Regions from separate parts of the Homo sapiens genome. Here all the other regions are linked to region 1. Evidence: chromatin loops called from intact Hi-C (ENCODE). Cell type or tissue: heart right ventricle. All regions are shown on one strand. Each heading gives the region's core, and the rest is flanking DNA. Links, peaks and the distances in the headings are about the cores only.

What was found. A loop is a pair of places that touch in the nucleus more often than their neighbours do. Peaks named below come from ENCODE experiments on the same cell type or tissue, not always from the same donor. Only the 100,000 strongest peaks of a DNase experiment are listed, where the experiment ranks them.
Region 2: it touches region 1 in a loop (2.3-fold over the local background); 12 of 110 quality-filtered maps call a loop at or near these places.
Region 3: a loop joins it to region 1, with 4 times the contacts of the local background. A loop is called at or near these places in 17 of 110 quality-filtered maps.
Region 4: it touches region 1 in a loop (6-fold over the local background); 61 of 110 quality-filtered maps call a loop at or near these places.
Region 5: it touches region 1 in a loop (6-fold over the local background); 50 of 110 quality-filtered maps call a loop at or near these places.
Region 6: a loop joins it to region 1, with 2.3 times the contacts of the local background. A loop is called at or near these places in 7 of 110 quality-filtered maps.

What each region holds. Positions count from the first base shown.
Region 1 is chr2:163,343,827-163,349,335 of GRCh38, reverse strand. No RefSeq gene overlaps it. Among named protein-coding and RNA genes, the nearest start is that of FIGN, 390 kb to the left of the region's middle. RefSeq lists enhancers at 96-265, 758-1,357. In heart right ventricle, for the core only: CTCF peaks have their summits at 2,957 and 3,162 (motif pointing left); a DNase peak (open chromatin) is centred at 1,005; H3K4me3 peaks cover 433 bases; H3K27ac peaks cover 1,365 bases.
Region 2 is chr2:163,180,530-163,186,038 of GRCh38, reverse strand. No RefSeq gene overlaps it. Among named protein-coding and RNA genes, the nearest start is that of KCNH7, 340 kb to the right of the region's middle. In heart right ventricle, for the core only: a CTCF peak has its summit at 3,096 (motif pointing left); no DNase peak of the experiment used is centred there; H3K27me3 peaks cover 978 bases.
Region 3 is chr2:163,466,723-163,472,231 of GRCh38, reverse strand. No RefSeq gene overlaps it. Among named protein-coding and RNA genes, the nearest start is that of FIGN, 270 kb to the left of the region's middle. In heart right ventricle, for the core only: a CTCF peak has its summit at 2,402; no DNase peak of the experiment used is centred there.
Region 4 is chr2:164,055,071-164,060,579 of GRCh38, reverse strand. No RefSeq gene overlaps it. Among named protein-coding and RNA genes, the nearest start is that of FIGN, 320 kb to the right of the region's middle. In heart right ventricle, for the core only: no CTCF peak of the experiment used is centred there; no DNase peak of the experiment used is centred there.
Region 5 is chr2:164,427,080-164,432,588 of GRCh38, reverse strand. No RefSeq gene overlaps it. Among named protein-coding and RNA genes, the nearest start is that of GRB14, 190 kb to the left of the region's middle. In heart right ventricle, for the core only: a CTCF peak has its summit at 2,213 (motif pointing right); no DNase peak of the experiment used is centred there.
Region 6 is chr2:164,131,839-164,137,347 of GRCh38, reverse strand. No RefSeq gene overlaps it. Among named protein-coding and RNA genes, the nearest start is that of FIGN, 400 kb to the right of the region's middle. In heart right ventricle, for the core only: no CTCF peak of the experiment used is centred there; no DNase peak of the experiment used is centred there.

The DNA.
Region 1 (5,509 bases), core at 998-4,997:
AAAAGGCAGTTTTCATCAGCAACGCGGCCATCTGTTTAGTGAAAATAGAGCTAGTTAGTGAACTGCAGACTGTGTGTGTGCGTGTGTGTAGAGGAGGTGGCAGTGAGGGAGTAGAAGGTCAAAGGGTAAATTCCAATTGCTGTGACATATTTTTATGAGCTGAATCATACCCAGCTTTTAGCCTTGAAAGGGGAAGAGGATCTTAGAAAAGGGAAGTCACATGCAAGGGCAGGTCAGGAAAATCCTCAAGAAGTGCTCTTCCAAATTAGCTGTTGATTGTTCTCCAACCCGCCATATCCATCCGTTTGAATTTTATTTTATTGTCCCAGGACTTGAAAAGATCTGTTTTCTATTACGCGAAACCCAGTTCAAATTTGTGTGGCAAAATATACAGTTATCTTGGAGCATTTATTTCCCTTTTATACCTTTGATACTGTTCTCCTCGTTGGAGGGGATGAGGGGGTGAAGCCTCCTTGCAAGTGGGAAAGGAGGAGGAGACTACGCGGGAGTTCTACCCAGCACGAGGCTGACAAAGCATTGCTACCGCAGGAAGGAAAATGCTAACGGGAGCGGGAGAAAAGACAGGAGGGGCCCCAGGAACCAAGCCTCGTTAGAGACCCTAACGACTCCACCTTAGCCTCCCCTCCCTGCACCCACGCTCTCTGGCAAATGTAGAGGCTATTTCTGCTTTTTACAAGAGGTGCTGCCGGGGTGGGGAAAAAAGAAGAAGAAGAAAAAGCTGATGCTAAAATCAAGGAAGAAACAGCAGAAGGGTCAGGGGCAGCAGTCAAGGCAGAAGCAGCTGCCGTGGCCGGCCCAGCCACAGTCATCTCAGTCCCAGCGGCGCGGCAGCCAACAGCGGCCGCCGCGGCGACAGCCCGAGTGGCAACAGCTGTGGGGAGGCTCGACTTCTTCCCTACGCCTGTCCGCGCCAGGAGTCAGAGTAGGGAGTCCCTATCGCTCCCATCTTCTGAGCAAGCAAATTCTTCTCATTCCTTCACTCGCGCCTTCTCAGCGTCAGCTGACCCGCTGCTCCCTCCCTTGCTTCGGGGATTGGCGCAACTGTCCGCCCCCACCGCACCGAGAGGCACGCGAATGACACCCGGGGTTGTTCTAGTAGTAGTAGGTGGGCCTGCGGCTTCAGGAGTGCGTTTCCTGAGCCAGCCAGACCTGGGCCTCTTCGGCCTCTATCACCCTGTTGGCTGAACAAAATGCCCGAAGGCGTTTTGGTGGTGCGATTGCCAGTGACTAAACAGGACCTTAATTTTCAAAGTTGATGGGGACAAACCCAGGCATAACTGGAGAGGGTGACCATTTCCAAGGCGTTGAAAGAAGACGAACAAATTAGGCAATTTCAGTATTATCAGAGACAGCATTATGACCCTTTTTGTTGTAAAAGGAACATAAATGTAGCTACAGATTGAATGAAGTTATAGGCCATAAAAGGGCAGGAGAGAAAAGGGAAAAGATAATAGGCACTGTCCATTTGAGCCTGTTACACTTACTGTTTCAAATCTATTCAGCTAGTGTTAGTGACAAATACATAATTTACCGGCAATAATAAATGAGGGAAGGAGTAAGGATAAATATTATGGAACGCAGCTGTGTGTTTAGAATAGTGACAATTGCTGTTTATTTGCTTTTCACTTATGAAAATTACACAGGGCAAGGTCATATGTGAGACATACATCTTTATATTATTTTTTCTCATATTTTTGAAAGTTAGGGTGAGTGGAAGCATTCAACTTTATTTTCCTTATTTAGATAAGCAAATATCAACAAACCTTTCTTAAAAGTGTAGATTTCTTTCTATTAAATACTTAGGCAAAACTGATTGTACTTTTTTTTGGCATTTAGAGCCATCTTGTTTACCTTCAGTAAGGTTATCTTATAATGATTGCTAAATTCTATCCAAAAGCTTATAATATTTCATATACGTTAACTTTAGCTCTCCCATTAAATTATGTATTTCTTTATGTACTTGGGCTTTTCACGAGGATTTTAGGCACATTATTCACTTGCTGGAAAATTAAATTGATTTATGTTTTTCCTCTTCTGTTTTTAAGTATAAACTCTTTAAAGGCAAAACTGGGGGTTTCTCCATAGGCCAGAAACTACTAGACTCACAATGATCCTTATGTAGATGCATTTTTGGTTGGACCAAACAAATAAGTTAAACTTCAAATTTTCAGTTTGTACACTTAGGGTAACTGGTTTCAATTAAATGGGGAAACACTTTTTTTTTTTAATGTTAAAGAACTTAGTGCCTTAAATTTGAAGAGGTAATTATTTGATGTGGTAACAAAAGAATATTAAAGAAGTAACAGTTTATTTTGAAATTTCAAAATGCATTAATTTTATATTTTGATTATTTGAAATGGAGTGGAATATTTACAAGTAAGATTGTATAGTCACATTAATAAATGTGATCAAGTTATTAATTTATATTAGAAAAACAATTATACTACATTTAGATAAATTATTTTACATAAATTTCAGCAACACTTTGAAGCATTTTATAAAAATTTGAAAAAAATTTCTTAAAGACAAGTGAATTGATTGTCAGATAGATCATTGTAATGTTTTTTCCAATGTACTATTAAGGAATTTTTATAAAATGATATATAAGATTAAATACAAATTTATATTTCATTAAGAATATTTTTTCAATAAAAGAAGAAGAAGAAAGCATTTATATATCTGTGGTGAGTTGGGTTAATATAATTTTTGTGTCTGATTTCATTTAGATATTTTATATTTTTATTCTTTGATTTTAGGATTTTGGTGGTTTTTTTGAGGTTTCACTTAATGTATACATAGGGTTTTATCCCTTATTGTCTCTTTTCATTAGAGAAAAATCAAAGATTTATTGACTCATGAGTTGATCATAATTTGTTATATTATTAAATCATTAATCTTTTCTAGATACAGCAATATTGCATGAAATTCATATTACAGTATTTTTATAAAATAACAAAATGAAAAACTGATTCATATAAAAGAAACAAACTTTTGCATCACATAGTTTAAAAATATGCATCATTTAAAATGTAGACTAAAATTGTATTTTATTTCTTTATAGTCAAACAAAAGCTCTCTGAATGAAGATTCAGGAAGAGATTTCTCGAGCTTTCTCTAAATTCAAAGTGCCCTCTACTGTCAAAAAAGTGTACTGCTCTGGAAGAGAAAGTGACAAATCTGAAATCAAAATCTAGACAGTGAGAGACAGACGGAAGAAAACTACAATAGGTAATGGCGCTGCCTCTCAGCCCTGGGGCGATGCAGTTTGGAATGTTCCATCAGTAAATAGTTACGCTCCCCTTCAAACTTAAAAGTTACATTAAAATTATTTGGAACTTTATAACTGTTGCTAAACTTTTATTTTCTTAGTCTTGCTTTTACAATGAAATTTTACTTTGGTGTTAACATATGATTTACTGTAAAGACTTGAACAATGCATATTGTGGACTACCCGACTAAACTTCAAAATTATGCATACCCAGATGTCTTTACTCTTGAGAAGTATTATTTAGAGGTTCTTTATGTATATATATACATATACAGTATTTTTATTTTTATCTTGGGTTTTATATATATATCAAAAAATAAAATATCATTACTATGACAAAGCTAAATAATCAGTTGATTCAGTGTGTGAAAAGAGATTTTTAGAAAGATCATGTACACAAATAAGGTGTTGCATATTTTGTTCATTCTTAAGAAGGTGTTTAAGCATTATGAAGACAGTCTTAAACATGCTCTGTGTATTTAGGTGCAAGCTTGTTACCTTCTTTTAATTAAATTCAGTGACCCAAAGAAAATTTTGCCGTAAGAAATTCAGGCTATTCCACAATGTTAAGTTGTATTTTGTAACATACTGAAAAGTAATGAAATTTAAGTTTTGCGATGGATATAGGTGAAAAATTTTAGAAATGTTTACTATGTTTTATCATATTAAAAACCATAATATGTTAATAAATGCAGATATGTTAATACAATATTAATATGTTACAATATATTAACAATGAGATAATTCTGATTGAATTCATAATTTTTATAATAATGCCAATAATTTGAAGTTAAATTAAAGAGGTTCTGACATAATTGAGGTGAGGGAAAGCAAATGATTTGTCAAGTCTCCAACATGTGTAACAGGCCTTGGTTAATTAGCTCCAGGAAATAGTTGGTCTGTATTTTAAGCAAAAGCAAAATAAAGATTTAAATAACTTGGGGAGGGATTTTGTATAAAAATCAAGGGCTATAGATTTTATATCAAATAAATATTGAACAAGTTTGCAGTTTAATCGACTGAAATCTATTAAATTGATCGAATTGATACCTACATATTTGTATTACATGTAGGTGTCAAATGTTATACAGTTTAGTGCAAGAAATAACTTTCCCAGAGGAAGTGAAATTTAGTGTATTTAAGTAAACACAAATAATGGAGGGAGCATGTTTGGCATCTGTATGTTTATGTATCTGCATAAATAACAATCTATTTACAACTTGAAAAAATTTTAGCAGTGGCTGTTGGGTGGGGAGAGCCTCCCTGTTTCCAGTACTTTTCTTCTCTGTTCCTCTTCAGTTCCTCTGGTTGACTATGAACTTTGCCCCACCCCAGATGTCCTTGCTGCCTTCTGTGAGGAAGAAGGGCATTTAACTAGCACTCAACATTAATGCCTTCCTGATAGATGGTTGTAATTAAGAGGGGCTTTTGTGTGCTGACAAACAAACAAATGAACATATAAATGAAAGAGAGAGGCAAAATTCAGCCCAAAGCAGTGGTTCTCTGGTGGTGGAATTTAGAGGCAATTTGGAGGAGAAACTTGTTGGGTAAAATAACATTATATGCCATTGAAGTTTAGGGTTGGCTTTACTGTCACAAACAGCACACCAGTCTTCTCAATTGTTTGAAAAATCTAGCACATCCAGTATACCTAAATATTTCCTCTGGTTGTTTTCAGTACTTTAGGGTAAATCAATAAACACAAGTATGTACATGAACCTAATTTCTTTTGAATCACCAGTTCCCTTGATCAGTGCACAATTATTTTCCACTCCTTGAAAACGAACTTTCATTTGTAATATTAATCCTAAATTTAATAAAAATGTGCCCATATTACTAAAAGTCTATTGATATGGTATATTAGATGGCCAATGAAAGGCCCTATGTTTATATTTCCTCTGTTTTTTAGAATCAACTCTTCTTTTCTGAATTCAATTTAAGATAATCTAATTTATAATTAATGTAATTGAATCTATCTAATAAGAGACCCTTGTTCTTGGGCCTAAGAACTCTTCCTCATTATGAGTCCACTTAGGAAAACGTTAAATCAAGGGACTTGATGTCCTCTAACCAATGATGTGCCGAAGTGGGTCCATAGGACTCTTTCCTCTGGGAATATGAATTTTGAGTTAAATGTTATGATGATTTAAAAAGCAACAACATTGCCTTCCAGGAGAGATTGCTCTTTATTTCCTATTACCTGGAACATGGTCGCTGCTT
Region 2 (5,509 bases), core at 659-4,658, 160 kb after region 1:
TATTGTTAGATAACTTTCCATTTTCTACTTTTATCCACCATGTTTTTAGTACCCATTTTAGGTTTTAGGTATACAGCTCATTGACTGTTTTTAACTGCTGCATAATGGTCATGTTGTATACCTATCACACTTTGTCTATCTGTTAGAGTTCTGAGCTTCAACTTCTGAGTAAACAAAAACAGACAAATATCCTAAAGGTTGTTTTTTCCTTTTTACTTAGACTTTTTTTCTTTTTGGTGTCTATGCTGTGAGAAGGGGGATATAATGACTTAATGATGGAAAGAAAAGGAGAAATAATACCATCAGTATGAGTCATTTAGGATAAACAGGATTAAGTCTTGGGTGTTTGTGATCCAATATTGTATAGCAATAGAGTCTGCAGGTTTATATCTGTTTAGACTTCCTGGGTGCTAATCTTGGCATATCTACTTACCATTCACTGACTACTTACCAACTAGTAACCTTAGATTAAGTTACTTAAACCTTTGAGTATCAGTTTCTTGTCAGTAATATGAATTAAAAAAATACACATCTTAACGTCATAATGCCACAACTTAATACTATAACTAAATGCTTTAACTGGTCATATGACCCTACTCAACACTAGGAGACCAAAAAATGAAATCTCATTAAGTGCCTAGAAGTTGCAGAGCCTGAAATATTCAGCGAACATCCTTAATGACTACCATATGCCTCACATGGTTGTTGTAAGGATTAAGGGGTTTATTTCTTATCCTGTGGTTAGTACAGTACCTACAACACAGTAGACACTGAAAAAATATTAGCAGTTATTTTATAGTTCTTAATAAGACATAAAAGACCTTTCATGCTTTCCAACACTCTCCACTTAAACATTGTGTTCTATTACTTTCCAGGCCTCCCTTTTCCCCACATGTGACAAGACAAATATGCCAACACTTTCATCATGTTTCAGATGAACAGTACCCTGCAGTAATACCTTGATCTTCATTTTATTTCTTTTGGCTCTTCTAGCCATTGACTCCTTGCCTGTCCTGCCATTATAACTACATCTTGACCATTGGATCTACGTGCCCTACTGATCTTGATGACAATTCACTCACAGATGTCTTTATTATGACTTTCTTTATATGCTTTATCACACAAATAAAATTATTGTCCAAGCTAGCACATTTTTAAGAGTGAAAGGAGAGCAATAAGTAAAAACCAGGGCTGTGTCAGGGAAACTGGGAGGGATAGTCACACTACTTTCTCCATTTCAGCAGTAAATTAATGGGTGTTTTAATAGCATCCTATGTCCTTCTTATTCTATAGGGAGTTAGTTTATCAGAGTAATCTTTGCCCTGAGGATTTTCTCATTTTTTCAGATACCTTGAGAATCATTTTTCTTGAGCTCCCTCTCCTTACTTCCTCCTTCCTCCAAAGTTAGTAAATTTCTTTATGTTCCCAAAGCCACAGGGGTATACTTCAAGTTGTATGGAAATTATTTATTTACACCTCTAGCTCCATTGTAAAGTTATGAGGTCCTTGAATTCAGGTATCTCATTTCATTCGTCTTTGTATCCCCAAGAACTTGCAGAATCCTGACACATGCTAGGCAATCAATGTTTGTTGCATGGATGAATGCGGTCCCAGAAATGTAATACCTTAATTAAGAGAACCAAATCATTAGTGGGTTGGGAAGTGGGTATTTCAAGCATTGTGGCAGGACAGCTGGAGACAGATTTTGAGGAAGAAGGTATTTGTATATTGACCTAAGATTTCATGTTAATCAATTTTCTTGTTTACATTTGAATCCTGGTTCAAATTCACTTGTAGCATTTGGAATCACTAGTTTATAAGAATTACAGTGTTCTAAAACTATCTTTATAGGATAATTTCAGATGTTTTTGAGCTGCAAATGTTTTAATACTATTAATCATATAAATCTTTAGAGGACTGAAACCCTATAAATAGCTGGCATTTTTTAATTGAACAAAATCTCCTAACTCTGCCACCAATTGAATTGAGTGGCCTTCCAAAAAGTCTTCCCCAAAAAGAGTGGCGGCAAAACTTTTAAAAGGTCAAAATTTGCGGAACACTTGTAATTCTCATTGGCATCCACTTTCTCTATTTTATGCTCCCTTTTTTTCTCCTACCCAAGGCTCTTCATTATTTCAAGAGCCTCCTCATTCGTTTCCCTAAGTCTAGTCTCTGATACCTCCAATCCATGCATCCATCTATAGTCATGTGGCTAGTGACTGCAAAACAGTAATTAGATCACATGACTTCCCTCTTCAAAATTAGCAATGTTATTAATTTATTATTATTGAAATTATTATCAAAAATAAAATAGCAGTGTATCCATTTAAGTTCTTCATTAATTAGTTCTAATTTACCTTCCTAGAGTAGACTCTTACTGCTACCCACCATAGTCTTTGCTCTAGAGTCACACAACTTCCTGAATGTAACATGTTCTGTCACAATTGTGTATCTTTTGTATTCTTCCTTCCCTCCCTCCCTATCCTACCGAAAAAAAAAAATCTCCAACATCCCTAATTTTTCAATCCCCAATTTAAATGGCACTCTCTCCTCTCATTCTATTTCCATAGTTTTACAATTTTATCTTAATTTAGCTTTTACATTTCCAATGGATTTTAAGGTTCTTAAAAATAACTTTCATGTCTTTTTTAATATTTACCTCTTCCAGCGTTGACTTAAACTCCTGCAAATTTTAGTCAATGACTTCTAAATTGTAATCGAATTAAATTTAATTGAAATAATTATTCTGTAATAATGTATTAGACCTCCAACTTTGGGGAAAAAAGATAGTTTTTAAAAGTACTGATTTTTAGGAGTGAACTAGACTTTCACAAGGTGCTTATCTTTCTCAAATGATTATACCTAAGCTCATATTTGAAGGCTGAGGACATTATTTCTTGTTTCTTGATTTCATATCCTTCACATCAACAATTATGAAAGGTAAAAATGGCATATGCTTTATAAAAACAGAAAAAGGTATTTTGCAAGATCTACACAATGAACATGAACACAAAATTGTTAATATTGGCTGAGGCTAAAATCTCTAATAATTTACTGTAAGGTGATGCATGATGACTCTAATAGTGACATCTGGTGGTTCACAGGGAACATTACATTAATACATCAATTTTAACCTCTAAACATGTTTCTATTTTAGTAAGACGGTTGTCTTTGTTCTTGTAAATTGGTCCTAATAATTTAGATATTTGTTTCATCCCTTATAGAGAAAAATTAATATTATGTTACAGATTTTGTTCTAAAATATGCACAAGTCTTAAATTGATATTTTCAGTTTGGAAAAGTAAGCTAAACTGCAGATCTGAGTTCTTTTTACACCTGAAAAATGCAGGAGGTGGCAGAATGCATTTTTTGCACCTGTAATCTATATCACTTTAACCTTGAACTCAACTCGCCCTAAACAACAGTGGCCCCTGAGAATATACGTGCTATAATCCATCCTTTCTACATGGATGTGAATCATTATGATACAAGAAAGCTCAGAAGATTGGAGTTCTCAACATTCTCTATTACTACTGAATCGTATGACCCTGAGTCAGTCATTTAATTCCTTGGGTCTCAATTTTCTCATCTGAAATATTTAGATTAGATATTCTCCATCTTGAAAATTCTTAATGATAAGGACTTAATAGACAGTGATGGTTAATTACAATGACATAGCTCTCCTCTGATATTTGGCTTTTGGTGCATAGAAGACAGGTACTTTTTAAATGATAATAGGGATTCTTTAAATTCATATTCAGTATTCAGATAACATCCATTACCAGAGCATCCAATGGGATAGCTCAAGATTCCCAGGACCACTGGCAAGGAGCCAGAGCTATTACAGTCACAATTGTGAAGAAATTAGAAACAGCTTAGGCTCGGCTCCTCACACTCAAGAATGGACTGAATATACCTGCTGCTGTATCCCCATTCAGTGATTTCCGAAGCCCGTTAAAAACTAGATTCATTAGAATCATCTGGACATTTGTTAAATATATGTCTCTCATGCTCCCCTACGCCTATGGAAGGGAGATGACTGGAATCCACAATTTTAATAAGCTCCCCTGGTGATAATGATGGTTATCCTGGTTTGGGTATTACTTACTAACACAACTTAGAAACCACATAGATTCAAATAGAAAGGGATGCTGATACCATAAAGCTGATGAAAGATTAAGTCTTTAAAGCCAGGACTTGAAAACCCAAGTGTCTACAGAGACCACACAAGTAACTTAAATTTAAAAATTAGCCAAGTAGGCATTAGGCAGAACTCTGGAGAGCATGCCCCATGCAAAGTAGGTAGCCTTTAATTAGCTGTAGTGGTTGTTGCCAGAAGGGGAAGCTTCCTAGGGTTGCCCTGTGCTTTGTAAAGGGAAGATGAAAATAGGATTCTTATGTGGACTCTCTAATCTGAAGGAATTGGAACCAATTCAATGCAAACTAAATGAAACACATTTGTGGGCTTCACATTTTTGTTCTCTATTTTAGATCCAATTCCTATTTGTCCCCTTTAAATCACACTTCACTTTTTCAGTTCCACTGCATTTTTCAGTCTAATACATCTAATCAGCTAGATGAACATACAGACTACACTATAGAGAATGGCTATTCCATCTTTTCTATTGTCATATCCTTTCAAATTATCTTAAAGTTTGTTTAAACTTTGTCTCGTCCTTAAAGCATTTTGGAGCTTTATTCTCCAAACATTTTCAAACATACTCTTTCTAGGCACTACTCCCAAACATCTTTTCTCTTTCCATTTATTTAACAAATATTATTATAGGTATTATTCATTTTCACAAAGTAATATCTAGTAGAGGCTTTAGCTTAAATAGGTGGAGATAAACAATAATTCCAATAATAACTTTCATTAATAAATAAGTGTATCATATATAATTAGTCTCCACATATATTTAAATGTGGAAAACTCATTATTTACTCATTATTTGAGCCTTTGACTTTCTTGACATTACTTGATTAAAGGCAAAAAAAATTCCTGTATCTCTCTTCACTCTAAAGTAAAAGTCAGAATTTTAAAAAGATAAAAACAAAAGGACTTTTTCTCAATAAGAAATCAGAAAAGAGCCTTGACTATGAGGTGATCTCCTGAGCCTCAATCCTAAGGCAGCATAATAAGAAGACCTCTAGGGGAGATGGCAATGAAGAAATTTAAATAGAAATCCAAATATTTTCATAAAATAAACACAACAACTTATGCTAAAAAGGAGTTTTATTAACTGGTCAAAGGTAGCTAGCCAACAGATTAGATATGGCTTTTGGTTTTTGCTGGGTTTTGTTCATGATGAGTAGTAGAATGATGCTTCTAGGTGATGGAGAGAGATCTCAATGTCCACTGCAGAAAAAAATAGGAAAAATAAAAGCACATGGCTCTAACAGAAGATACAAAATAGTAGTATGAAGATTGAGGCATACTAAAGCACTATTAATTATCTCCACATATTCAAATTGGTCATCTAAAGGAACTTGGGGATTTATCATCACCTGG
Region 3 (5,509 bases), core at 722-4,721, 120 kb before region 1:
GTTCAAACTGGCTTCCCTCCTTCCCATGGGGATTGATAACCAAGTTCGTGGTTTTTCAGGCCTCCAGTGTTGTCTGCCTGGATAGCTCTCTGTTGCCCTCACCTGACACAAATCCACAATTATCAAAGCCACTTCATTGAAATCTGCTTCCAAGATTCCCCCTTTTAGGGTGTGACAAGTATTGTCATCACTTTCAAGTTCTCAAGCTGGAATGCTTGAAGTAGAATTTCACCTCTATATCTCACCTTTTACTCCAGGAGAGCCCTCAAGTCCATTTAATCCACAGTTACTTGAGCTTTACAATGCTTCATAAATGGATCTTTTATTATTTATATTAATAGGAAAACAATGTCGCTAATAATAGTAATAATAATAATGATAACAATAATAGCTAACATTTATTGAGAGTCTACTATATGCCAAGCATTGTGGCAAGACTTTGAAGCCTCATGTATTATAAAAAAGAAAATTGAGATTTAGGGAGGTTAAATACCTTGCTTAAGATCATAGTAAGTATTGGGGCTCAGGATTTCAGCTCAGATTTGTCAGCTCCCAAAGCCGTTTTTATTCACTGGTCTATGTTGTTTGAAATGACCATGCCCCCAGGATGAAAGCATTGATGTGTTTTTCATAAATATTTCTCAAATTGCATATCCACAGATGTTGTGAAATTACACCAACTAGTGATTTCATAGAATTAGAAATAAATTGTAAATAAACTGTTACTCTAGTAAACATTTGCCAAGTGCTGCCCAGAAATAAGGATAGCCCCAGTGCTGAAGAAAGAGAGCAGAGGGGAATAGTGTGAGATTATGGAGAAAGGGAAATAAGTGAAAATGTGATCCCTGATGTCCACTTATTTAATTAGTGGAAACATTCTCTGGCTGGGAAGAAATAAAAAGGGGTGTCCTTGGAAAAAGTAAAAGTTGAAACAGGTAATGGTGTGAGGCCATAGAAAGTCAATAGAGAGGACCAGTGGTAAGGTTTGAAAAGACAGATTACCTCTTGAAATACTTTCCATTAGCATTAAACCCTTGAACATGTACATTGCAATGTCAAACCAGTTTGTATGGAAATTCTAGCACTCTTTGTGCATTGTCTCAGATAGAGCACTGAACTTCAAATACGAATACTGAGTTCTCTTCACAGTTCTATCATTAAACAGCTGTTTGACCTTGGACAAATCTCCCAAACTTACTGGCTCTCAATTTTGTCATCTTTAAAATCCCCATGAGTTGGACTGGATGAACTCTAAAGATCTCTCCTGCTTTAGCATTCAGGTATTCTGTATGCTCAAAATGAGGTGATGACTTATGGCTTAGGTTGGTGCCCCAGTACCTATACTACAAATTTACTAACATTACAGATGGATGTCATGGGTTGCTCTGGTCACTCAGATTGTGGAGGAAATTTTAAATCTTGATAAGAGAGTCCCCAAATGGTGGATAAGCACATGACATCAGAGGTCATGTACCTTTTGTAAAGTACCAGAATGTGTTATCGTTTTGCCTTGCCACTGAAGTCCCTTTCTAATTCTTGAGTCAAGCCTCCTGCTCCCCCTTGGTGCATCTATTTCATTGCAGCTGCTGCATATAACCTCAGTTAGCATGTGCACAGGAGGGTCTGTGCAACTGTACATGTGAAATCACAGTTACAACTGAACAAGAGAATAATTTGGTCAGTAGTTTAGTATCTCAAAATCTAAAGAATGACCACCTTCAGCTAGACCAGTAGACCCAAATTGCCCTTTTTATTGCTTCACTAAGATACACCACTTTGCCCAGTTCATTTATTGACTTTTTCATCTCAAGCACAAATTCTTACCTAGGTAGAAGCTAAAGGTCCACAACACACTAATTGTAAAAGCAAAAGTGCCAATTCAACAGAATTCCAAAACCACAAGAAATGTATGTGAACTTGACAACTCCTGCGGTACATTAAGTCTGAAAACGATTTTTTTTTTTTAAAAAAAAAGAGGATTTGGATGCTCTTTTGAAAAACCCCATCTCTCTAGTGCAAGAATGTGTTTATCTACAGGAAATGAAAAGGAACTTAGCATCAGTTGTAGAAAACAGTGAGAAACACTGAGATTGCTTTTCAGAGTCCAAGAAAAAGCTGGCAGCTAGGATTTGGTTTAAATCACACCCCTAAAATATAACCCCAGCTTCTAGATACATACGTTATTTGTATTAAAAAGCCCAACTTTTTTTCCCTCCTCACTACTCTACTTTTCAAAAAGCAGCAAGAGTTAAAACACATGAGCAATTTTTAGAGGAAACCTCATGACTAGCAATCAGTGCTAATAAGATTCTTTTCCTCTTGCAAGATTCAGAGAAAGCCCTCGATCCGTGCCAAGCACATTCAAAGGCAAGGGACTAAGAGCTCCCCTCACAGGTTCATTATCATTCTCAGGTTATTCCAAGCCAAGTGAATCAGGAAAGCAAATGAATTAGTGAGAATTAAGGAGCCTCTGTGGTCTGAACCCACTCCAAATCTCAGCTAAGATGAAAGGTAGATGCTGATGTCTCATGTCCCAGGGTTCTCAGGATTGGAGCCCCAGTGCCTAGCTGTTCCTCTAGAGCCTTGCAGAAATGTGCAGGCAGTTAATGTTGCCTAACATCTCCTGACCGTGGGTTCAGCCATGTGGGAAAAGTTTTATGAGGCTGCAAAACCAAACCCCCTTTCACTCACAATTAATTACAGAAGACTTGCTGTATCACCTAGCTGTCAATGAGTCCAGCATGGGCACTTTTCTTTCTATTTTGACCACTTACTAATAATCAAAGATACCAGGGTAATGCTTTATTATATGAAGATATCAAGTGGGATTTCTGAAGAACAAATCTATAAAATATTTGAAGGGCTAAGTGTTAAGCTTCTTTGGAAGTGATGCCTTGAGCTGAGGAGCAGGATTTGAATGTGAACTAAAGTCCTTGGAATTATAGAAGTTTTTGTTGTTTTTATTGTTGTTTTAAATGCTCCTGGCAAATTGGGGTGGGCAGAGTGGGGAGGGTGTATGCTTTTGTACTTGTGACGGAGATACAGTAATCCTTGGAGCATCTGTGGGATTTAAACAAAACATGTAGTAAAGGTTTGGGAGTAGCAGTTTGTTTTCATTAAATACTTGTTACTGCTAATTATGTTTGATCACTATAAAGAATACAGTTTAATTAAAGAAACACAGTGGTTAGGAAAATATTTGATTTCCAAAGAGAACAATTTATCTTTGTATTACTAAGTAGGAAAAAAAGTAATTGCAACTGTTTATTTTTCAGTATATTGTTGGTTTTTATGCAGAAGTTTCATTCCATTTTTGGGGAAAATCTTATCCCTCTTCTTAAAATTACAACAAAGTATTAATTTCATATCACACTGTTTGAATGCATGCTTCTATTTATTTAACGTAAGTGATTATTTAAAAATTGAAACATTTGGCAAATGACATTGAACAACATATTCTAATATACATTTGAATCAATATATCTTCTTTCTCTTTGGAGAAGCTTTCAGTGTTAACTCTTTCACTGAACGTTGAAATGTGCTATGCCATTATATGTTTTCCCTCATCAACATACGGTTTTCATTTTAATTTTGCCAGGTAATATTTTGGTAGTGCCCTGATGGAAATTAATAGAAAATGAAGGCAGGTAACTATCTTTGTAAGCAAAACCTAGTATTCATATTGCTTGTATATCATAATTGTTCTTTTAAGCAGTCATACTAGAGAGCTTTGATTTTTTAAAATGTATCTTCCCTATGTCAGTTTAGTTTAAGTGAACGCCCATGAGCTCTGTAAGTTCAATGGAAAAAAGTATATTAACTTAGTATAGCTAATATAATATTTTTTTAAAAAGGGAAATTCAAATATTGTGTTTATAATATGTAAATGTCAGGGATGACTCAGTCCTAAAACAAGAGAGAGTCACTTCTTTGTAATCTTAACACCATAAAGAGTACTAAAAATATAAGTGCATTATAAGTTTTGCATTATACTTTACAAAGAAGTGATTTTTATCTTTCTATTTTAAACATATGCCTGTGGATTTTGGAGGATATTTGTTTGTAAAAATATCTGGACTTTTTTCACTTTTTCTTCTAACCCTTATACACCCTAAAATTTATATCAATGTATTTGAATTATTATATTTTTAAAAAATTTCTTCTTTTATCTCATAGAGAATAGTGAACCTAAAAAGTGTATTTAAAATATTGTTTAAATATAGTTGAGGCTCTTTTATAATTTAAATGTTCAATTTCTCTTTGACCTATATTAAAATTAGATTCGAGCCAAAACAACGTAAGTTTCCAATTATGTCCAAGTAGAAAAGAGAAATGCTCTTTTTTTCCTGAATTGCCTTCTATTTTGTTATTATTTTCTATGATCATCACTTAAATATCTACCAGAGTTTTTCCTTCTTCTTCTTTTCTTTTTTTTTTTTTTTTGGTAAAACAAATAATTTGATACTTTTGGGTAGAGGAGGAAAATAAGCTTCCAGCTTTTTGGTAGATTATATCAACATCTATGAAAACCTTTATGTTCAAAAATGCTAAATCTGTAAGCAATTTGCTACCAAATTCAGCTTTTACCAGATTTCTGAATAAAGCATAGGAAAGCAATTAGAGCAGTTTAGTATACAGCCGACAGCCTAGCGAGCAGCTTTCTGCATGCTTCCATCAAAGCAGAAACATAGCCTTGTTAATAGAAGTAGTATTTAAAATGCTGTGAATCGGCAGCTGCCCGCAGCGGTCGCAACAACAAGCAGTTCTACGTTAGCATCGCAGCCCGCCCTGCCCTTGCGCTGCCCACAAATGACCAGGCAAATCCCAGAGGTACTCTTGAATTTCTGCATTCTCATTTCTTCAGCAGTAAAATATCTGTCACTCACATCCCACACTGGCCAAAGTGACACCTGCCAGTCTCAAGAACAAGGACAAATTATTGTCCCTCTGCCAACCACATTTCAGAAATGAGCACAGAGCAATGTAGGGACATGCATCCAATGGTGTATTTTTAAACTTTGTAATTTGTTTTTTGAATATTTCTTTAAAGGAGGCTAATTTGCAACATATTGTTGTTTTACATTACCGAACATGTGCTTTTGTGGTTCACTGTACATCATAATGACACATTTAAAAATAATTACAAACAGCTGGCAAAATATATATTGAGTAAGCTTATGCATCTCTGTACAGGGCAATTTGGTGTTATTGTCATAAAAGGACCATGGCTTTGGTGAAGTTGTAAATGTCACTATTGGAGGGCTTCCAGGATCCTTACAGGGGCCAAAATTCAAAATATTTCCTTAGACTCACCTCCTGATCTGAACGTTTTTGTGGTGTGTGTGTGTGTGTGTCTGTGCATGTGTCACAGAGATGGAGAGAGGGAAGGACGGAGGGAGGGGGAGAGAGAGAGCACGTGTGAGAGGAGAGAGGGAGAGAGGAAGAGAGAGACAGAATGAATGAGACCTGTCATCATGTCATATGAGGTTATGCAACATTCTGTCCATTG
Region 4 (5,509 bases), core at 992-4,991, 710 kb before region 1:
TCTTCAATAACAATTGCATTTGCCACAGAATACTATGTGCCTTGTTCCTACTGGTAAGCAGATGATGCTGTTAGGTAGAATGAAGTTCCAGAGTCCAATGTATTACTTTTAAAACATTTTATACTGCCAGAGTAGTCCCTGGTCTTTATATCCATATCCTTAAATTTATCTTCTACTAAACTTAATTATTCAAAGTAACAGATATATTTCACTAAAGAGTCTTTGGTAAATATTAAGTCTACAGAGCTACAAAGAAAATTCTATTCTTGATACTGTATTAACATGCAGAGACCTCATAGTAGTTTATAGTTCTTAAGACAGAGAATAGTTTCAATGAAAGCCTTGTTCGAGTCATGCAGAACTTCTGCTGTGGAATCAACAATTGACCCTGTATCCAGCTTATTCACTGATCTCAATTTCACCACTTACATCTAAGCTTTAAGTATTTTGAGGATTCTGGTCACAAATTGTTTTCCAATTCTTACCAATCATTGACTTCAAAAGTGAAGTAACCTACCGATTCTTGGGGATCTAGACCAGTTTCACTCTATATTTTTACTTCCTAAGAAGAGGGATTAGTGGCCGTTCAAAATGTATGTTTATGTGTAAAGTTCTTTCTCATCCTTTACAGTTTTGACACCTTTTCAGTTTAACATATTATAAGCCTATATATTCATTAAAATATCATTGATCATTAGTTTTTTCCCAATGTCAATCCTATGATAGATTCTCTTGAAATGTAAGTAAATGTATTGCATTTTCTACAATCATTTTACTTGCAGATGAAGGGTTTCTATATTTGTCCTTAAGTTTTCTGAGCAGACATTCAGAAGCAGAACTCTAGCCTGTTAAAAGGCACAGCTGTACCCTGCAGGTAGAATGAAAAGGTCCTCGATGAGGTCTTGGATGTGTGTCCTTACATGCTTCATACTGCAACCTAATGTGCAGTTGCAGACCACCCCACCTGAGATAATAAATGAGAAATATTCAGGGCTGTTGAGCACTGTGCAAATTTTCACAGAGGATCAGCACAAACTTAGCACAGGTGTTCACATAATTGTGATTCATTGGAAAAATTCTCAGTGCTCAATAACCCTCACACTCTTTTCCCTCCTAGGTGGTGGTTGAGTGTGAGTATATTGTGGGGAAATGTGCCATGATGTTGGGCTCCACTGGTGCTTGGCTTAAGGGTGTTGGGCTGATAAAAAAGAATGGCTAAATGTGCTCAATTCTCTTGGTCCATTTGCTTAAGTTTCAGAAACGGAAGGATGATATGTATTCAACTGTTCAATAGATAGAAACCAACTCCAACATTAACAAAAAAATCTCTTTGGAGATTGGATAAGATTAAGACTTTTTCTGTGTTTAATTTTAAAATCATTAAATCTCAAAAACAGTGTAAAGATCCCACTCCTCATTTTTCTTGCATTGTAGCTGCCATCTTCTGGGGAAGTATGCCACCTAATTACCAGTTCTGTTCATGTCTTAAGATTGGTCATCATTTGGAATAGGAACCAAAGGTAATCATTCTGAACTAGTAAGACAGCTCACTCTAAAATCAGCCATTGGTATCAGCCTTAGCTTTTCTATTTGCAAAGTAAAACACAATTCTATAATCTAAATCTCTTCATAATTATACAAATTTGCATAACTTCTAATGTAACAAATTAAATGATGGATTTTAAAAAACTGATTCTGCAGTTAATGAATATTGATTAGGCTCCTATATTGTGGTGAAGCACCTTGAATTTGAGGGTAAAGCAAAAGGAAAACCAGCTGCCTATAATCTGCACATGACTGGTCTTTATGATTTTTTTGAAAGCACTGAATTAAAAGGATTTCAAATGTTTGTGCCTCTCTCTATTTGAAATTTCTTCAAACTGCATTTACAATAATCAATTCAGGTATTTATTCTGCTGATTTCCATGTCTCTGTGTTAATAAAAAGTGTCTGTCTTCATAATGTATTAAAAATTTTCCCTTAAGGGAGTGATCAAACAGATCATATTTTGATATTTTCTTTAAACTTCTGCTAATTTCTTTCAATCACTTGACATATGTCTATGATTAGTTGAACAGATTTATAGAAATTTTTCTGATTCCTCCCCAAGAAAAGAGCAAAAAAAATTACATGTCTATGAATTTCTAATATTTCTGTGCAATTCTTTCAAGTGCTTAACTAAGGATGCAGACCTAAAAATAGTTGGAAAATGTCTCTATAGTTTTGATGTTCCTTCAAACCAAGAACCTACCTGGTACCATTGCAGTGGAGGGTCTGGGTCTCTTGTTTCCACAACACCTCGGGCTTTCTGAAAAATGGATATTTTCCCTCATTTTCAAATAGAGAAACAAAGCATTAGTACTGCCTGAAATCTGAAATTCTTCATCAGCCACCTACTGCCAGCTCATGATCCTAAGTGAGACACTCCAGGCAAAAAGATGTGCTATTAGTAGCAGACACATTAGCCCTACATCCATATATTGTCCCTTACCCTCATGACCTACTGTGTACCAGGATGTCACTAAGATCTCATCTGCCAATAATGGAAACAAGCTTTTATGAGCTTAGTGTCTCCCTTTCCATGGACCCTTGTCTGGTCCTACTAAGTCCTACTAGGTCTGTCTAGGTGAGGAAAGCCCTTCCAAGTGAGAGAAAACACCAAATCTCAGATATAACAACAGTTTCATGAAATACCAAAAGAAAGAAGAAGCAATCCAAAGAGGAAAATATCCCAGAAAACGTCACTTACCAAGAGAATCAAATGTTTAAATTGTATTTCTAGAAAATTCTGCTGTTTGTTCTTGATCCTTATCCATATTTGGTTTTAGAGAATGAAGGTGGCAGAACAAGGGCAGGGGGATGACCCTTAGCAGAAGTGTATCTGTAAATGTGCTGCTCTAGCTCCTTGAGGTGTGAATGTCTACTATATGAAAAGCCATTTTCCAATCTACTGATAAGACAGACAGAAGATATTGGTCCAAAGTTAGTAAACAATGTTTAAGGTCTTAGATGAAAATATTAATTCTTATTAATAGACGTACAGTGAAAATCCTCAGTATAGAAATTATGGATACATTTGGTTGCAAAGAGTTGTATAAGCATTTCATTGTCCATAAATGTCTATTAAATTATGTTCTCCAAAATCTACATTTGTCATAATGAAATTATATGCGCTGTGCTGTGCCTAAATAACAAACGTCTGAGGCCAAATCAAACAATTAGCACATTCATAAAGTCAAGACATTTTGTTGTCAAAAATAACCATTTTTTTATTGTAAGAAATCCACTTTTACTAAATATCTAAGCTCATAAAATATTGGTGAGCCACAGACCACCACTAAGAACTGTGACACTAATTCTATTTTTTAAAAAACAAAACTCTTTAATCATTTGATTATTTATTTATTTATTTATTTATTGAGATGGAGTCTTGTGTTGTTGCCCAGGGTAGAGTGCAGTGGCGTGATCTCCACTCACTGCAACCTCTGCCTCCCAGGTTCAAGTGATTCTCCTGCCTCAGCCTCCCTAGTAGCTGGGATTACAAGCATCTGCCACCACAGCTGGCTAATTTATTGTATTTTTAATAGAGACAGGGTTTCACTATGTTGGCCAGGCTGGTCTTGAACTCCTGACCTCGTGATCTGTCCACCTCGACCTCCCAAAGTGCTGGGATTATAGGTGTGAGGCACTGCGCCTGGCCAATCATTTGATTTTATTATTGGCATCCTAAAAACATAAATTTTTATATTTGTGTTCAGTAATATAAGCAGACTTCTATTAATTCATTCAGTTTTGATTCCAAACTGCAGGCATTAGTTGGTATGTTATCTTTAGTAGTGACAGATCTACTATTCCATCCTTAAAGCTATGTTCAAGATGTTTTTCTGGCCTGAAAACAAACTACATATAGATTTTTTTTAATTCAGTGATATTTCTTCTCTCTCCCTTTCTTTCTCTCTCTTTCATTCAACACTATCACGAATACTAACTTAATGTGGTGATTCTGGTATTCTAATGCTATTTTTAAATTCAGTATTTGACACCTCATGTTCTTAAAATTTGTCTTCAAAACATTTTAGCCTTATTCGGACATTTTTCTCTGCTTCTGACTTTACGTAACTATATGTTTTCATTTACAATACTTATAGTAGAATGCAGTGAGTTTTGCATTAGCCACTAAAATAATACTTAAGTCACCTTTATAAGAAGTAAAAGAAAAAAATAGATGGATTCTTTCTTTTCTGGAAAAAAAAAAAAAAAGCACTGTAGTGCTTGCTTGGACATTGTCAAGACCAGTGAACCAGTGAAGAATGTTAGAAATATCATGTTTTTTAAATCTGTGGGGAGGATGCCTGAAGAGTTTGTACCATTATTTCTTGTCCTACTCTCCTTATGAGTGTATTAATAACAAAATAACCACTCTTGGGTCTGTGATGCTTTGAGTAAATCCTTCCTGAAGGAAGTGGAACAGATCAGATTGTCTCTTGACAGATCTTGACAGTTTGGAGTTTCTCCTCCAAACCTCTGACTCCCTAATTCACGGTCAGACTATCAGAGAATCAACTTTATTCTCATTTGAGGAGGGAATTCTTGTTAGTTGACCTATTTTTTATTCAGATGTTGTTTAAGCTGCATTAACTTTCTTGGAGTAGGGAGAGCTGAATTTCTGTGCGTATGTTGTGGGGGATGGGGAGTAATTCTCGTCCATCAGATTCAAATGTTTTCCAGATCTACTGGTGGTAATTGACACAATTCATTTTAATGAGTTAGAAGTATTTGAAGAGCTTTCAGTAAAAACATGTGGAGCCACTCTGTAAATTCCTAGGCTTTTAGAACCCTCTCAGTCTCCAGGGTTTCTGCATTTGCTGCATCCAGTAAGCTGATAAACAAAAATGATTTATTGTAAAATAGTTATAAGTAAAGAAGTGTCCTCTGAGGATACAATAATTGTTTTCATTTTCTTTTCCCCAGTGCCAGTGGTATAATAAAATGCTAATAGATGCAAATTATGCATGATCTTTAATGCATACTAAAGAGAGACCATTTAAAAACCAGGTACCTTTTGTTGGTGAGTAAGCAGCGGAATATTGTTTCCTTTTTAAAATCTTGTACCAACTGAGAAGATTCCTTTTTGGATAGTCTGCACAGACAGGCTTACCTCCAAACTACTACAATTCGACATTCCTGAGGAGGTATGGAAGCATGATCAGGGAGGATGGAAGGCAAACAAAAAACATTTTTATAGTTCAATTGATTCCATAAGGAAATCTTATAAAGAAAAACAAACATCTCCCCAACAGGAAAGCCACTGTGACTTAAAGAAGAGAAAATTGAAATACATGAAAAATCAATGAGGTAATAATTAAATTGTGGGCACATAATACAGCAGCCAGGGCACTTCACACATTTGGTCATGGAGGAAGGAAACTGAAGTCATCAGTAGTTAAAAGGGAGCAAGGAACAGGCGTCATCTTGAAGCTAATTTTGTGATGAGACACTAAAAAACACA
Region 5 (5,509 bases), core at 529-4,528, 1.1 Mb before region 1:
CCTGTATCAGAAAGCATGGATCATGGATTATAAGATTTTTTTATTATATGTTGGTTGTTTTTGTTTTTAAAATAAAATTAATACTGTAGGCATTTGTGTTCAAAAGGGACTAATCAAATATTTTGGAAGGAAGTTTGATTTCATGTAACAAACATTACTGTAACTTCACCTAAGGAGACCTTTGGTTCCTTTTTGCTTAAAAATATATTTCAGAACCATTAGGAGAACATTTTAAATAAATTGAGTAAATATACTGAACTTTTCAAGGTATCTAATACACTAAAATCCTGTGGAGAGAAGCTGGCTGCTTGACTTTAAGGTAAGTCCTAGGAATTTGCCCAGTGGCATGGTGACAAACCCCTACTCTTATGAAAATTGCTATGAGATCTTTAATGTCCACACAGAAGAGGAAGGATTTGAGGTTTTGTGGTCTCATTTGAAAGACCCCTACGTAGTAAACTGCATGGAACTCAATTTATCTACCTCAGAAAGAAGAGAAGTCTTTGTAGCTCCTGTACCTATAAATCTAAGAAATTCTGTGAATATATGCCTTCATATTCATGCAGCACCAATTCCCTTCTTAAAAATAATAAAAATAACAAGGTCTATGATCATCACGTTCATATAGATAAAAATCTATTAACTTTTCATCGTTATCACAGTTCTCCTATCAAAGTGTAGGCATTCGTGGGGCAAGCTCACCTCCCCTGGTAGCCGTGCAGAGGTAGATGAAGATCTTTTACATACTTCTTTGTTGGTTTGCCTTTTATAGTGTATGTGCTTGATTTAGGAACTGCTGATGGTAAAAAGGTAATTTAAGAAGACTATAAATATTTGCACAGATATGCGAACCCAGCTTGTAAGACATCCGGCTAACAGGTTTTCCCATATTCTGAGCAAAGTGAGTGATAGGAAAAAAAAGTAACTTCTAGAAAATGTTGACCACGTTTAATTCAGAGCTTGATCTGATTCTATGTGAGGTAACACATACTTTAATGCCCAATCTGGAGACTTACCTATGAGGTATTGTGCACGTGTTAGCTTTATTTTCTTTCCAAACATTCTATTTGTCACTAGAAAGATACATAAGAAATAATCTAACAGAGTTTGCTGAAACATCTCAGAATGTAAATGTATAAACTGTTTCTCCATAAGAAATGTGGGTGTAAAAGAGGAAAACACTATCATGTATATTTTGATAAAATTATAGCAATTTTGTGGGTTGGGAATTTCTCTGGAATTCGGTGCCTCTAGCAATTTTGTCTTCAGTCTTTCCTTATTGTGTGCTTAAGCACAAACTATGTTGGTTTGGCAGTTTTGATGTACTTAAAGCCTGAGATTTTTGTTTTTTAGGTCAGGTTAACTAAGTAGTTTGTTTCTATAAATGCCATTTATGATTGCATTACTATAAATCCATAATTTTGAATTCCTCTACTACATCTTTAGTACACCAACCTGGAAAGATGTATCTGTGATTTAAAATTGAATACACACGTCTTTCCTGTATTTGTTATTTACAACCATGAAATTCTATTTCAAAATATAAACAAAACCAGTGTTTTACAGATACTCTTTCATTTTTTCAGCAGGCCCATTGTACGCAGGTTTATTATGTGATTTATTTGTGAGATGAAGGGAGTTAAAACTGAGAGCAAACAAAAGTGATCATTTAATCATTTGATGGGGTCTTTTTTGCTCACCTTTACAACTGGTATTGATTAAAACAAATAAGATTAATTAAAAATTTGAATTCAGAGATAAAGTTTTTTTTTTTTTCTTTTTCACTGTTACTGGAAACAATGTAAATTCAATCTTTCATTGTACATTATGGCTTTGGGTGTGAAGTAACCTTTTTCTTTAAGGTGTTGTCATTAGTTAAGTTTTTCTCAGTTATCCCAGCAATTTATACAATTAACACATCTCCTGAAATATCCATAAAATTTGACAATGTATTACTGAAGCAATACTCTAATAAAGTTAATGCACTATTATAACTTAAAGAAAATCTTAGATCATTTTAAATTTCTTCAGTATGCTTGATCACAGAATAATATTAAAACATTTTTAAGTTTAAGAGCACATTTAGGTCACTTTTGATGACAGATATACTTTTTAAAGGTTCTTAATATTGGCCTATAAAGCAAGTGTCAATGAGCTTGAGCTGCATACAAATGACTTTTCTGCCTTCCACAGGGTTCTTCAAAGCTGTGGGCACTAGAGGGTGCTCTTGGAACTAATACTAACAATGAGTGGCCTAAACTTGTTCTTTCAAATCAATACTATCAAGATCCAAAAATGTTTCGAATGAAATACTATATCATTATTAGTTTTTAACACTGGGCTCTGTGATTGTCATCAGCCCAACTTCCAAAACAAATCACAAAAACAGCAATTAAAGCCAAGAACTCCGTAGCGTGACAATTATTTGTTGTTAAAATCAAGATTCTTCTCCTACTCTTTTAAGTATTCTCCCACTTTTTATTCAGGATGTATACATTTTTATAAATGACAAGGAAAACGGGCTTGTCAGGCAATTAACATTTTATTTGGAATTTAAATGCGCAGAGTCAGAAAAGGTTGTTTCTTAAAGGAAATGTATCAAGAGTCTGCAGTCCAACTTTTCTCATGGTATTTGTGAGGTATTGTGGGCATCCAGGGATGCTTGCACATGAGGATACAGCATCCTTATAAATGTTGTTTTATATGAAATTGTAGAATCATCACCCCCGTCCACCCCCTGCAGTTATTTATAAAGGCGTCATTGGTAGTTGCCTTTCTTAGACCTTCCCTGCAGGCATGATCAGACTCAAGCAGGCAGCTATTTCTCTTTAATTTTCCACAGCAAGCCAGTAATGCTTATGATTATTGTGAAGTCAGGAGAAGTTTAGTTTCATTAAGTGACATGTAGTGATACAATTAGTTACTTAAGCACTTCTCATAAAATGTTCCACCATGGAACCTAGGTTGTCGGATGCAGCTAAATATTAGCATCTCATATTAAACACAAGAGTAAAGCTGCCCTGTGGAAAGCACAGCTGACAGCTCTCAACATGAGCTGAATGATCATTCTCAATTGTAATCGATTCTGTAAGTACTGAACACAAACCCCCAGGCAATTGAAGAAAATAGGATGATGAAGGACTGCAAACTAATATGTTACACATCTTCATTGATTAGACATTGATTAACCATTATTTTCCTGAATGACAAACAGCTAGTGGTAAAGTAACTGAGGCTTGTGATTTATTTACATCTTAGACAGGGATGACTTCTTTATTCAGCTGATTGTGAGCTAATGCTAAACCAGGAGATAGCGATAGCTAGAGAATCCAGGCTGCTGTTTTCTTTTTCTTTCTTTTTTTAAAAAGAAATCTTCTTGGGCAGCCTTTCTAGATTTCTGGAATGTTTCTATTAGAAACAAATTTAAGTAGATTTTAAAATGATCAGCCAAATTCCAAAATACAGAACATGTACCTGTGGTATAACTACATTTAAAGGGAAGATCATTTTATAGACTTGGTATTTACAAGCATATTGATCAGTGTTTATTGAACTTTTAATTTAATTCTCTCTTCTTTTCAGTGCCTTATTGGCAATTACTCACATTTTTGGAATGAGCCAAATGAGAGTTTCTATGTGTCAGTTACTTATTTTTCTTCTGTGAAGCATATTACTTTAGAACTATGAATCTATTTAAATGTGATACATGTAAGGAAGCAAATATTTTACACTTTAATTTTTGGTTCACATAAAACTTGAATATTATGGACAATCTTAGATTTATGTAGCAAAGTCTTGCAGCAGTGTCATAATACTTAAAGCTATTTCAAAAGATTGCAAACAGTATGCCCAATGGAAAAAGTTTACTCGTGAATTTTCAGGCGATCTTTTTTTCTATTATAATGAAGGAAAGAGAAAGATACTCAATGAAATGAACTGGATTAGCACTAAGTAGAAACTAAATAATAATGAGACTAGCTTTTTTTCTCTTTCTGAAGTACTCCGCATTTTTAAGGTTTGTGGAAAACATTATTTATAAGCAGAAATAATTAAGATGTTCTGGCATTCTTCATTATAATGGTCATGATAAAGACTTTTGATGTTCAAGAAAGCGTAATTTGCTTCTCCATTGGAATTTGATTGTAAATTAGCACTAATTAATGTTCACTTAAGTGTTACAGATGTGTGCTATATGTAGTTAGTTACCAAAGGGGTAACTGTAGAAAATTTATTCTGTAAAAGTATATTAATTTAGAGTAATGATTAGAATGTCATTTAAAAAATAAGAGAAATTCATTACCATTTCCAGTGTTACAAGCCAATTTTAGCATTTATACAACTTAGGAAAAAAATTAGTAAACCATATCATTTAAATTAATATAGAGATGCATTAAACACCACCCTATTAGTTCTTCAATTATTAGACATGTAATTGTAAAATTTCATTGTATTTTGCCCTTTAATGTAATTCTAACTCTAGGTTAATAAATCAGATCTGTTATTTATGGACATTGCCAACTTTATCATAATAAATATGAGTATGCTTTTCCCCAAGCAATTTTTGTTAGTCTCTTCTAAGAAACTGGACATTTGTGTACATGTATATTAACTGAAATCTTCCAGCTAAAGATTTGTCATACGGTTTTAGGATTTAAACAATGGGGTAGAGAGAAAAATGTGTGAAGTTTAATTCTACATTTTTAATTTTGAAAATTGGAAAGCTAGTTTAGTTGTTAAAGAAACCCAGCTTTACTTTAAGGGAAACAGACTTGTTAAGTTTTAAAAGAGGAAGAATACCTAGTTGGGACAACATGTGGTGCTCTGACTTTTACAAAGGGAGCTAAGTATAAGCTTGACTCACTGAGTTGCCCTTAGTTTAAAGTAGATCAGTGGATCCATGCTAATTATAAATCACCTCCTTAGTATTATTTTGAAGGGCTGATCTAAGTTCCCCCTTAGCTTTTTACAGTACTCAGAACTTAGGAGAGGAAAGGTGTTGATTGGCTAGTGGAGCGTGAAGAAAGAGCGAAATAAAAAACCATCCAACAGCCATATCCCAGAGGGAGCTTGGAACCCCAGAAAGAAGTCTAATAGTGTGCTGTTTCCTTGTCCATCTGTGTTCAGGTGAGAGCACCACTTCAGGGGTCTGTGTGCAAATGTAAAAATCAGAAACCTAGAATTTTATAGAAGCAACGATGATGTGACATTTGCACAGCAACTCACCTTTGGGGAAATAAAAGGCACCTCCTTTGGTGTTCACCGTCTTTTCCTTTGAATGAATGTGAGTGTGTGCATGCACACACACACCCATGTGTACGTGTGAGTGTGCACGCGCCTGCGCTTATGTAGATCTGCGTATGCTCCAGTTTCTTCAAGCATATTTAATATCTTTAAAATTTTAAATGAAAATGTAGCTGTCAATTTTAAACTAATTTGGATGGACAGCAATAAAATGCAAACCTCACTTCAAATTAGAATTTTCAGTGAGGATTTCTAATGGAAAGTAATT
Region 6 (5,509 bases), core at 636-4,635, 790 kb before region 1:
CAGACCATGTTCGTATAAATACCCTATAACAGTATTTAATTCATGAATTTCACTAATGTTTTTCACTTATATCTATTAACAGTACATACAAGCTATTGATTTTCCCCCCAGAGACTGTAATTCTGACTTTCAAGACTCTGAGCTGGTTCTTTTTATCCACCAGCAACTATATCATGTTTGCCTCTTTTTGTTTCTTAATTACTTGCTCTTTCTTAAGTGAAACTTATTTCCTTCATCTCTCAGAGAAATGTAGTGATATTTATGTTAAAGTATTTGTCAGACAATTTAACAAATATATTATCTTCTCTAGCAGCATTTTTCCAACACTGATGTACATATGAGTTGCCTGGTGGTTATATTAAAATGTGGACTTTGACTAGGTCTGGGCTGAGGCCTGAGATTCTGCATTTCTAACAAACTCACAGGTGATGTTGATGTTTCTAGTCCAAGGATGATACATTATGTAGTAAGGTTTCAGAGTTTCTGATCAAATACTTTAGCATTTTAAAAATCTCTTTTAAACTTAGATGTTTTTATATGTTTGAGATGTTTGTTTTCTGACTTACTTTGTGTTGAAACTATTTTGTTAACTTTGTTTTCTTCCTTAAGCTTCTTATGCACCCATCCTCATTTACCTTTCTAATTGTTTTTATGGTTGACCCTGCACAATTCCTTGGATTTCTGATCTGGAACCAAGTATTTCAATGATCCTTTCATGTACCTGGTCGGTGGAGATATTAAGGACATGGTAGACATGTCCAAGGAGAAGTTACACAGTTTTGTTCATTCCTGATCTTGGGACTCCATTTGTGCCCTCCTATCTCCTCGGGAAGTGTGTAGCAACTGTTCCTTTTCTATTTTTTTTTCTTTTTAGCCTCATTTTATGAATGGGGCAGTGGGCTCCTGCCTAAGCTCCTGGCTTGAAGCAGTGAATCCACTTCCCATGTCCTGTTATTGCCCCAGATGAAACACTTTTAACCCACCTTGTTCCCCTGTACCTGAACTCCTAAGTTCAACAGGCCTCAGTTCTACTCACCAGTTTGCACTTCTGTTCCACTGTCTCCAAGAAGTGTTTGTCGTCTTTTTTTTTTTTTTTTTCCTTTTTGAGGTAGAGTTTCGCTCTTATTGCCCAGGCTGGAGTGCAGTGGCACGATCTCAGCTCACCGCAGCCTCAGCCTCCCGAGTAGCTGGGATTATAGGCATGCACCACCACGCCCAGCTAATTTTTGTGTTTTTAGTAGAGACGGGGTTTTACCGTGTTAGCCAGGATGGTCTTGATCTCCTGACCTTGTGATCTACCCGCCTCAGCCTCCCAAAGTGCTGGGATTACAGGCGTGAGCCACTGCGCCCAGCCGTGTTTGTCTTCTTTTAAAGCAGAGATATATATTTTGGTCTTCTCCTTTCAAATTTTACCTGGTATTATGTATTGGGAGCAGAAAGGGTGGATCAAAGTGTGAACATATAGAGATCTCTCAACCAGCTATTTTTCCTACCTTTTCTTTAGCTAAATAACAGAGCCTCTATCTTTGGAATAAAATTTAAACACAGATCTTACAAAAATACAAAGTTAATTATTATTGGTAATTGGGAGTTGGTTCCGTCCTTTCATATGTTATTTTAACTAATCAATTCTAAAGTTTTGCTTTAGAAAGAGTGTTTTTCAAAGTGAAGTTCCAGTACCATATCTTGTGTGTGAAAATGCCTCAGAAGTCTTTTTTAGAAAGTGTTATGAGGAAATGTCACATTTAAAATGAAACTTCTCCAATAAATTAAACAGAAATAAGGCATTCAGGTATATTTGACTAGTAACACTTCGATTTATATCTACTCAATCCAGAGCTGAGCATTAATTCATATATTTAGTGACTGCCTGCTTGTGTCTGCAGTGAATCTGGATAATTTCATCCTGCAAATCCCTCTGTGATATTAAATTCATAATGCTGAAAGAGACCCTTATCTGGTACTGCTCCTTTCTCACAGAGCTGTCTAATAAACTATTTCAGAAATATCATTTAGCTGGAGCTTTCTTTCAAAAATCAAAATAAACTTCTCCAAGTTCTTTTTGTAATATATTCCTGGAACCTTTAAGGCTAGTGACAGTGGTATGGATTGGAATAGTCTCACAGTGAGGCAAGAGATTCCAGTTCAGCTCAGATTCTGCCCCTAACAAGAGATATTATTTTTAAGGCAACTTATTCCAGCTCTGTGTGCCTCAGTTTCATCTGCAGAAAAACATAGAGATATTTACTTGCTCTAATAAATTATTGTGAGGTTGAAATGAGGTAAAGGGCATATATAACTTTTGAGAAAAGTTAAGAGATACAGTAATAAGAAGAACAATGAATTCAAATTGGCTATCAAATTGCCTCACTTTCAAGATCGTGGCTAACCTATCCCTGTTCAGAAAAGACATAGGCTGAGAAAATCAGTAAAGGACTGAATTACTGTGGTGGTCAATTATAATTGTGTAGCCATATGGCACATATAAAATACACTTCTTTTGGTATAAAGTGGCTTTCCAGGAAGCCTTCCTTACCCTGCTCCCTCTTATTGCTGGGCTTTAAATTTTTTTTTTTTTTTTTTGACAACATCCTTCTTACTTTTTGGTTAGTGGGTCACAAGCTTAGAATGAATTCGGAAGTTAAAACATATTTCAGCAATTAGCACCCTAAAAACTCAAGCTGCTTTTTGGCAATATTCTAAAAAGATGATTTCAGCACCTTTCATCCCCAGCTTGTTTGATAATTCACATTCCCATGTCCTTGGACTTGGCAGGCTCCGCAGTGCTAGAGACGCATTCTTAGTTTGCTGAGGAAAATGTGAGCAACTTGAAGATGCTAAATAGGGACATTAGCCACATCTGAACTAGATATACTGAGTTAGTGGGGTTTTGTTCCTGGCTTGTTCTCTCTATTTTTAAATGTGATTGTACTCAGTGCTATTCTGAACATTTTAGTTAACTCCCTGGCGTCCACCTACCTATCTTATTATTAGCTACCCTCTCTAGAAATATTTTTAAAGAAGTTTAAAAAGAGATGAAACAAAATGTCTTCCAAATAGCTTCTACCTCTGGCTTCAGAGGAATGAGCAGACTCTTAGCTGCTTTTATACTTCATTTCTCAGAGGCAGGGACAAGTGACAGCCAAAAAGAGACTAGGAAATTTGGTCCAGCATAGAAAACCCTCTATATTTTAAGTCACTTTAAGTATTCAGACACAAGGTGAGAATTATTCATTCAGAAAAAAATTAATGTTTAGTCCCTGTCTAGGTAAAAGAAGAATGGCATTATGCACATTAACTAATAAGCATAATTATAATTAGGTTTTGTTGAAGGGTAAACACCATTTCTTCTCCACTTCCTCAATCCACAAATGTTTCCATACTAGTCAAATATATGTCATGTTTTTTCTCTACACTGGGTCATTATGAAAAGTTACAAAAGTGGTCAAAAGCCTAGAGTAGGCCTAAGGGAAACTTGCATGACCATGGGAAATAATTTCATCTATTTGGACTACTCAAGTCCTTTTTCTTCCTTTCTTCTCTTTGACTGCCCACACTGATAACTGATGTTGCAAAGATTTCTAACTCTAAAATTGCATGATCCAAAGATGCTAAAGAAAATTAAAGTGGGAATCTTTGGGCTATAAGTCCATTTTTTGTAACTATTCAATACAGACTGTTAGGAAGAATAAAATGTACAATTGGGGGGGAAGGTGATGAAAACTTCAAAATCAGGAGGTAAAAGTTCTGGTTCTAACTCTGGTTGCTCTTTTTATTACTGAAAAATGAGTCTCTCAATTAGGAATATGTAACACTTCTAGCTTTAAAACTGTTTAATTGCTATATACACTACTAGATCTCATGCCTAGGTTGTCTGAATCATAGTCTTAGAAAGTGGAGCTCAGTTGCATAATCTTAAAATGTTCCATAAAGGATTCTGATGCATGCCCCTCATTGACAAACACAAGATCAGCCGATCAAGCTTCCTTCCCACCTTGACATTCTTAGAGTTTAGGGCTCTGTCTCTATCAGGACTCTAGCAAGTTGTGGCAAGGAAGTACAGAATAACATCACGTTTTACATGATGTTGAGGATATTTGAGGGCAATTTAGGTGATGTAAAGAACACTGGGAGGTGTTTATAAAATGTTTCCAAGCAGATAAAGCTTTTGACAAAGAGCTGCTAATTTTATAATTGGAAGACAATCCCAACTATAGGAAGATGAAAACACATAACTAAGAATGACTTTTTTCTATTCTCTATCTGTCTCAGATTCATTTAATCAAAGAATCTTTTTAGGAGTGCTCAGGGGCATTCTTATTTCTCAAATTTCTTCTTAGTTTCTCTCCTCTATTAGTCCAGGGACCAGCTATAGTATTATTAATTTGTATCACACTCCTCCTCCTTTAGTATAATTCAGCCTCTCTAGCTTTCTGTTTCCCCGGAATACCAAGTTCATTACAGCTTCGGGATCTGGAATGCTCTCCCAAAGACTAGCTCCTTCTTACCATTCCATTGTCTGCCTGCCTTTCTCCTTCTCAAAGAAGCCTTTCCTCACTTTCCAGTCCAAAACTCTTCCATTTCCGTTACTCTCTGTCACATTAGGTCTCTGTCATATCTGGCCTTCATAGCACTTAGCAACATTTGAAATAATCTAGTTTATTTATTGCTTACTCATTTATTGTCTTATAGAACATGCTTATAATTTCCCTAATGCAATAATCTTTTCTATGTTGCTTATCACCTGTCTGGCACAGAGTAGGTACATAGTAAATATTTGTTAGACTAAGAATTGAAACTTTGCTGTTCTCCACAATGTTTTCTCAAACAATAAGCATCCTCAAGAGTATGAATAGCCACTATAAAGAGTAATTTTAGCATTTTCGTGTTTTACCTTCTTGGAGCTTATGTGCTTAATAAACATCATTAAGAATACAAACTTAAGGCTTTACAGAAATAGGCAAAATATAATATATATCATGGGATATAATAATACCGTATTACATGTACAATACAATAAAATGAAAGCATAAAATATAAATATTTACAATAAGTGTAGTTGTACTTCTATTAGTCGTTTATTACTCTTTCACTGCATCATTTAATAGAGAGCTTCTTGCTATCTCAGAAACAACACAAAACAAGATTCTAAATATTATTTATATTTACAATAAGTGTAGTTGTACTCCTATTAGTCGTTTATTACTCTTTCACTGCATCATTTAATAGAGAGCTTCTTGCTATCTCAGAAACAACACAAAACAAGATTCTAAATATTATTTATATTTACAGTAAGTGTAGTTGTACTCCTATTAGTCGTTTATTACTCTTTCACTGCATCATTTAATAGAGAGCTTCTTGCTATCTCAGAAACAACACAAAACAAGATTCTAAATATTATTTATATTCCTTTTTGATGCAAGTGACTGAAAGCCAAAGAAAATTCACCTATGCAAAAGGGACACATATGAGTTTACACATTTAAACCAATAGGTAGCAGCCAACACAT